Regions from separate parts of the Homo sapiens genome. Here region 1 is linked to region 2. Evidence: chromatin loops called from intact Hi-C (ENCODE). Cell type or tissue: endothelial cell of umbilical vein. All regions are shown on one strand. Each heading gives the region's core, and the rest is flanking DNA. Links, peaks and the distances in the headings are about the cores only.

What was found. A loop is a pair of places that touch in the nucleus more often than their neighbours do. Peaks named below come from ENCODE experiments on the same cell type or tissue, not always from the same donor. Only the 100,000 strongest peaks of a DNase experiment are listed, where the experiment ranks them.
Region 1: it touches region 2 in a loop (2.0-fold over the local background); 1 of 110 quality-filtered maps calls a loop at or near these places.

Annotation. Positions count from the first base shown.
Region 1 is chr2:190,678,649-190,681,577 of GRCh38, reverse strand. The region is part of intron 6 of NAB1 (NGFI-A binding protein 1); the gene reads right to left. Among named protein-coding and RNA genes, the nearest start is that of NAB1, 31 kb to the right of the region's middle. RefSeq lists an enhancer at 2,791-2,840. In endothelial cell of umbilical vein, for the core only: a CTCF peak has its summit at 1,087 (motif pointing right); no DNase peak of the experiment used is centred there; H3K27ac peaks cover 10 bases.
Region 2 is chr2:190,333,412-190,336,340 of GRCh38, reverse strand. No RefSeq gene overlaps it. Among named protein-coding and RNA genes, the nearest start is that of INPP1, 8.7 kb to the left of the region's middle. In endothelial cell of umbilical vein, for the core only: no CTCF peak of the experiment used is centred there; DNase peaks (open chromatin) are centred at 1,670 and 2,360; H3K27ac peaks cover 1,592 bases.

The DNA.
Region 1 (2,929 bases), core at 108-2,607, 350 kb before region 2:
TCTTCTAGGTTTCCATGTTGGCTCACAGATGTGTATGGAACATAATCATAAAATAAGCTAAAATGAACTTCATATAAGTGTATACAGTCCAAGCTAAATCCAAAGTTCCCTTTTTCTTAGCCATTCCAGTTTTCTTATAAATAAGTTTTCTATTTAGACTGAAAAATCCAACTTTCTCTTTAGCAAACCCCCACCCCACTGGAACTGCTTAAGTTCTCAAGTTCAGTGAGGTAAGCTAGTAGAAGAGTTAGAACAACTTCAATATAAGCGGTTATCATTTTCCAGGGGTCTACAATATACCAGTCCCTATGTTCTATATTTTATGTTCATTATTTCATTTAATCTTCATCACAGACAAGACTGGGTTTCCTTTTTTTTACAGCTACAACGCTAGCTTCAAAGCCTATGCTCAGTCCATAAATTCAGAGTTACTACCTTTATGAAACTCACAAAAACACAGGCATTTCTATAAACAGAAATTATAGCTCTGTTTTTCATAAGCTGGACGGGCTTTAACTATATGACTTGCAGAGTTCAAAACCCAACTCTACTACTTATTTGCTGTGATACTGGGTAGATTATTTCATCTCTCTGTGTCTATTTTCTCATCTATAAAATGGGGATAACAATAGTACTTAACTTGCAGAATCATTTTAAGGAAGCAGAAAATTCATGAAAAATACTTAACACAGTGCCTGGCCCATAGGAATTACTTGATAAATGTTTGTTACTGATATCTGTTAAGTTCATCCAAAAAGCCACCAGATTTAATCAGAGTAAAGCATCATACTGGGGAAAAAAGAGAAATTTTATGGACAATTACAAAGTACAGACATCTTAGAGAAGGAAGAACTCAACATTTAATACTAAAATCAACCAGAGAATATTAAGCACATTCGTGGGGAACTATCTCAGTGAAAAGAACACTGGAAATCTAGAAACATGTGTTTATACATTCAACAAAAATGTCGCATCCACCCAGCTGATTCATACACTGTACTCAATATGGGAATACAACGTCAAACAAGATGGCCATGCCTCAGGCGCTCCTGACAACACAGTCCAGGGAGGGAAATGGACGGAGACCCAGAGCACAGCAGAGGGCGCTGTGGCAGAGCAGGCATCCCAGAGGCCAGGGTGTCTAGGCTGAGAGTTCCAAAAGAAAGCAGCTGGTACAGATGCCTGGAGGCAAAAAGAACAGGGCACACTCTGGGAAGCCGGAAAATATTCAATATACACTGAAAAAGAGGGAGTGGTGAGGGAAGGTGGAAACACAGGGCCAGATTCTGTAAGCCCTTGTAAGCTATGTTAAGAATTTTAGATCTTATCTTAAATACAAAGAGAAGCCATTGAAAGTCTCAGGGAAGAGACTGATCGGATTTGCATTTCAGAAAGCCCATCACATGTGAATGTGATGGGGAGAATGTACGCGGAGGAGGGGAGTTCAGGGTGGTGACAGGGACACTGGTTAGAGGGCTGCTGGTGAAGGCCCAGCCCTGGACAGTGGCAGGTGCCGCAGAAATAAGGCAACTGAGAGTTTGGTTATGACATTCTCTAGAATAAGGAACTCAAGATCACGAGGTCTGGGAGGGGCCAGAACACTGATGAATTCGGTTGAGCTCATTTGCTAGTGAGACCTCCGTGTGTAGATAAGCCAGGTAAGCAGGGGCAGTGAGTTTGGAGCTTGGGGTAAAATCAAGGCTGGAGACCCAGATTAGAGGGTTATCAGTTCATCAGCAGAATCTGAGTGGAGTGCACCAATCAGAATCCCCATGAGCCCCAATGCCTCAATACTGTTTCTGGAAGAACTTGCAGGAGAAAGGTATGATCTAGGCATTTCACATTAGGAACCAGCTGTGTGATCTCAGGCAAAAAAGTAAACCTCATTATTTCCAGTGATCCAAATTTTTAAATTAGGATTACACCACCTGTGTATCTGCCCACTGGAAGTTTGTGGGGATTAAATAAAGTAACGCAAATAAGTGAACCTTGGAAAAGTACACATTGCCATACAAATACCTGGTGGCACTAAAGTCAGGATTATTCAACCATGAGAATACTGAAAAAGCTGGATGGGGGAACCTCAAACTCTACATGTGAAAGTTGCTAGAAAATGGACACTATTCCACCATTAATAAAGATAAATAAAAGCCTAAAATAAGTAATAAATAACAATTATCCAAAGTAATCAGTGATCTCTCTGCAACTGAGCACATTAGTCATTATTTACTCCTACAGTCTTGACAGTTCACTGTGGATGGAAAAACTACAAAATCGAGTAGCTATCACTGCATGTCACATAAAGTAGATTTAAGGTCCCCAAAATATATGACTTAGAAATAAAAGTAAGAACATTCCCAAGAAACTGGTCTCTTTCACATTATGTGTGGTGCACAATTTCGTTATGTCTCGTAAGCTTGTTTCCCAGGCACCAGCTAGCTGCACCATACTATGAGCAATCTATCTCCATGTCATATTTTTGGCTGATGCCATTAATCACAGTGTTTCCTTGCTGACGAGACTCTGGGTCTGATCACTGAGAAAATAAAAGCTATGGGACGGAGGCTGGTGCATGACCTAATTACTCTCATCCCATTGGTCTCCATCCCCATGCCTCCTCATCCTTTCTGCCGAACACTAGCAAGCTGCTTTAAAGCCACTGCTTAGCTGTCTCTAGATGACTTGTTACAGCAGATGTTCTCAACCCCACATGTGCATTTTCCTTTTTTCTAATCACACTTTCTGTATGAATAGCATATTGTAATGCTTCTGTTTTTTCTGATCCAGAGGGGAAGAGTCTACGTCAAATTAGACCAGCTTTCTTTTCAACAAGCTTAGTAGCAGCGTAGGTGGATATTCTGAACCTCTTTCCTCCCCCTTCCTTGCTCTCCCACCCCCACCTTGCTGGAACTGCTAGCAGATGTTTCCT
Region 2 (2,929 bases), core at 141-2,640:
TAAAAATAAATAAATAAATAAAAGAGTAACACATTATGAAGAAAAATTTGTGGAAACTGAAAAATGTGAAAAAGTATAAAGAAGGAAATAAAACCTACTCTATGTACTACAGTTGTAACATTTCAGGGTATAACTTTCCAGTCATCTCTCTGTGTGTACGTATGTATTGTTTTTGCAAATATTACTAAACATATTGTTTTGTAAGCTGTTGTCTAATCACCACATATGAGCACTTCATTGTCATGAAGTATTCCTTTGAAATACGTTTTTTAATGACACATTAGCCAAGACCTCTAGAATAAGGAAGGTGAATGGTAGCAATGTCAGTAGGCAACTCTCAACCCTTCTGGACTCAGTCATATCCTTTCCTCAGTCATGTCAATCACATCAAACTAGAATTGAAGTTACCAATTGTCACACGGATCAGCACTGTGGGGCTTGCCATTGCTCCACCTCATAACTTGAAATCAGCTACTGGAAACTTGAAATTGGTGTTGACTGTAGTTCACTGGACTATAATAAGTTTTGCAGGCCGGGTGTGGTGGCTCACACCTGTAATCCCAACGCTTTGGGAGGCCAAGGCAGGTGGATCCCTTGAGGTTAGGAGTTCGAGACCAACCAGCCTGGCCAACATGGTGAAACCCAATTTCTACAAAAAATACAAAAATTAGCCAGGTGTGGTGTTATGTGCCTGTAGTCCCAGCTACTTGGGAGGCTGAGGTGGGAGAATCTCTTGAACTCAGGAGGCAGAGGTTGCAGTGAGCCGAAATTGTGCCACTGCACTCCAGCCTGGGCAACAGAGTGAAGTCCTGTCTCAAAAAAAAAAAAAATAGTTTTACAGCACTTGTCACCTATATCTCTTTTGTTAGGCATATGTAAAAATGACTTGACCATAGGCTATTAGGTAGTTTAAAAATGTGGTTGACTCACAACAAGGACCAGACTTGAACTGATAAAGTTGTAAGAGATTCCTAACTCCATGTTGCACAATCTTATTTTTGTGTTCCTTTTAAATCATTAACTAATATAAATCATTAATACCTGCCTTAGAAAAGATTGTATAATGAAAGCAAAGCACATTTATGATTCAGGGAAGGAATCCTTAACATTTGTGATAGAACATTTAAAACTCTGAGTGTTTTTAAGGTACGGTGCAAGGTTACTAACCTATGTAAACTAGTGGGAGTAGAATGTGGTCCTGAGTGATACAAGTAGATAAGATATGAAAAGCAAAGGATAAATTTCTAGTGTATGTCATAGCGGATATATTTACAGTCATGAAGGCATGGGAATATAGGCATCTCTCTAAAAGCTTTCATTGGGCCTTGAGTTTTTAATCTTTATTTTACCACACTCTATCCACACACACATATGCATACACACACAAACTGCATATACGTTAAACTTCATAAAATGGAAATTATCTTTTTTTTCCCTTACCTTTCCACAGAAGTGTTGTTTACTAAATTCGCAGATGTTAAATATAGTAAATGCCAAAGCCTTGGAGTTTACGAATCCTTAGGATTTGAATTCCCCCATCTCAAGGGAATTAAAGCCTGACATCGAAGAGTAAAAAATTCAGGGAAGGATCATTGGACTGCCTTTCCTGTGCTCCCTCTGGACGTTCCTTCATAAACTGCCAAGGCCAACCTCTGCTGATTAGATGTCAGTTCTCTGCCGTTTGGTACAAAGGTTATCCTCTGGAGCAAGCATGTTATCAATGACTCATTTCCTCCCATTCTTAAACTTCCCTAGATATTTTCTTGTTTATTTTAGTTTTCCACAGACCACTCTAAAATCAACTTATTCTTGGATCCTCCCTGATACATTTTAGTTTGTAAAATGATTTTATTGCATACTTTGCTATGTTGAATATTTACATCCTGATTGCTTACCCCATTTTGTGTATTTTGCTTTCGAACAAGTTTGCCTACCTTTATTTTTGGAATATTTTGGCAGTCTATCTTTTGATATTTTGTGGCAAGTATGAGTATGTATTTAATTTCATAGGGAATAGTGCATTTAAAAGTCATTTAATTTCTTAAGCATTAAAAATTGAGCCTTAAGAGCCTTCTTTAAAATGTCCAATACACAGAATCAAATTATTTTCCTAAACCGCACCCATTCTATCTCTTCCACACCTGATATTACCAAATCATTCTGGTAAAAACTTAAGCCAACAAGAGACTGGAAAGGCAAGAGGAGACAAGAAGAGGTAGATTTCTCATATGCTGATTATACTGTCTTATGAATTTGTTAAGTAATTTCCTTCTGTGATATAAGGTGTGTCATTTAGTTAACACTGTAGAGACATTTTAAATATATTTGGGAAAATGGGATTGTACTGTTACTCCTAACACCTCACAACTTAAAAACAATTTTAACTTTCAAATCCCTTCATACGTATTGAGTATTTGATCCTAAATGCTTTTCACAAGTCTTGTAATAGAATGTGCCAACAGTGAAATGTTTGCTTATTGTGATTAATCTAGAGTTTCCACAAATGAACTGTTATAAATGGAAAGAAAACACTGGAAAATCAGAAAGAACACACACGGTTATTTTTGAACTTAGTTCACATAGTTTCTTTCTTCCTAACATTCCCCCTACCCCCCTACTCCCTCATACACATTTTTTCCTTCTTTTACTCTTTCCACAAGGTTATGAAGAAAGGTTAAATATAGTCGTCCCTTGATATCCACGGGATGCTTGGTTCCGGGATCTCCAACACTCCTCCCACTGTGGATACCAAAATCCGAGCATCCTAAAGCCCAGCAGCTGACTCAGCAGAACCCGTGTGTACAAAAATTCAGCCCTCTTTATAGGCGGGTTTCACATCCCTCAAATATTGTATTTTTGATCTGTGTTTGGTTGCAAAAACTCCACTTGTAAGTGGACCCACGCAGTTCAAATCCATGTTGTTCAAGGG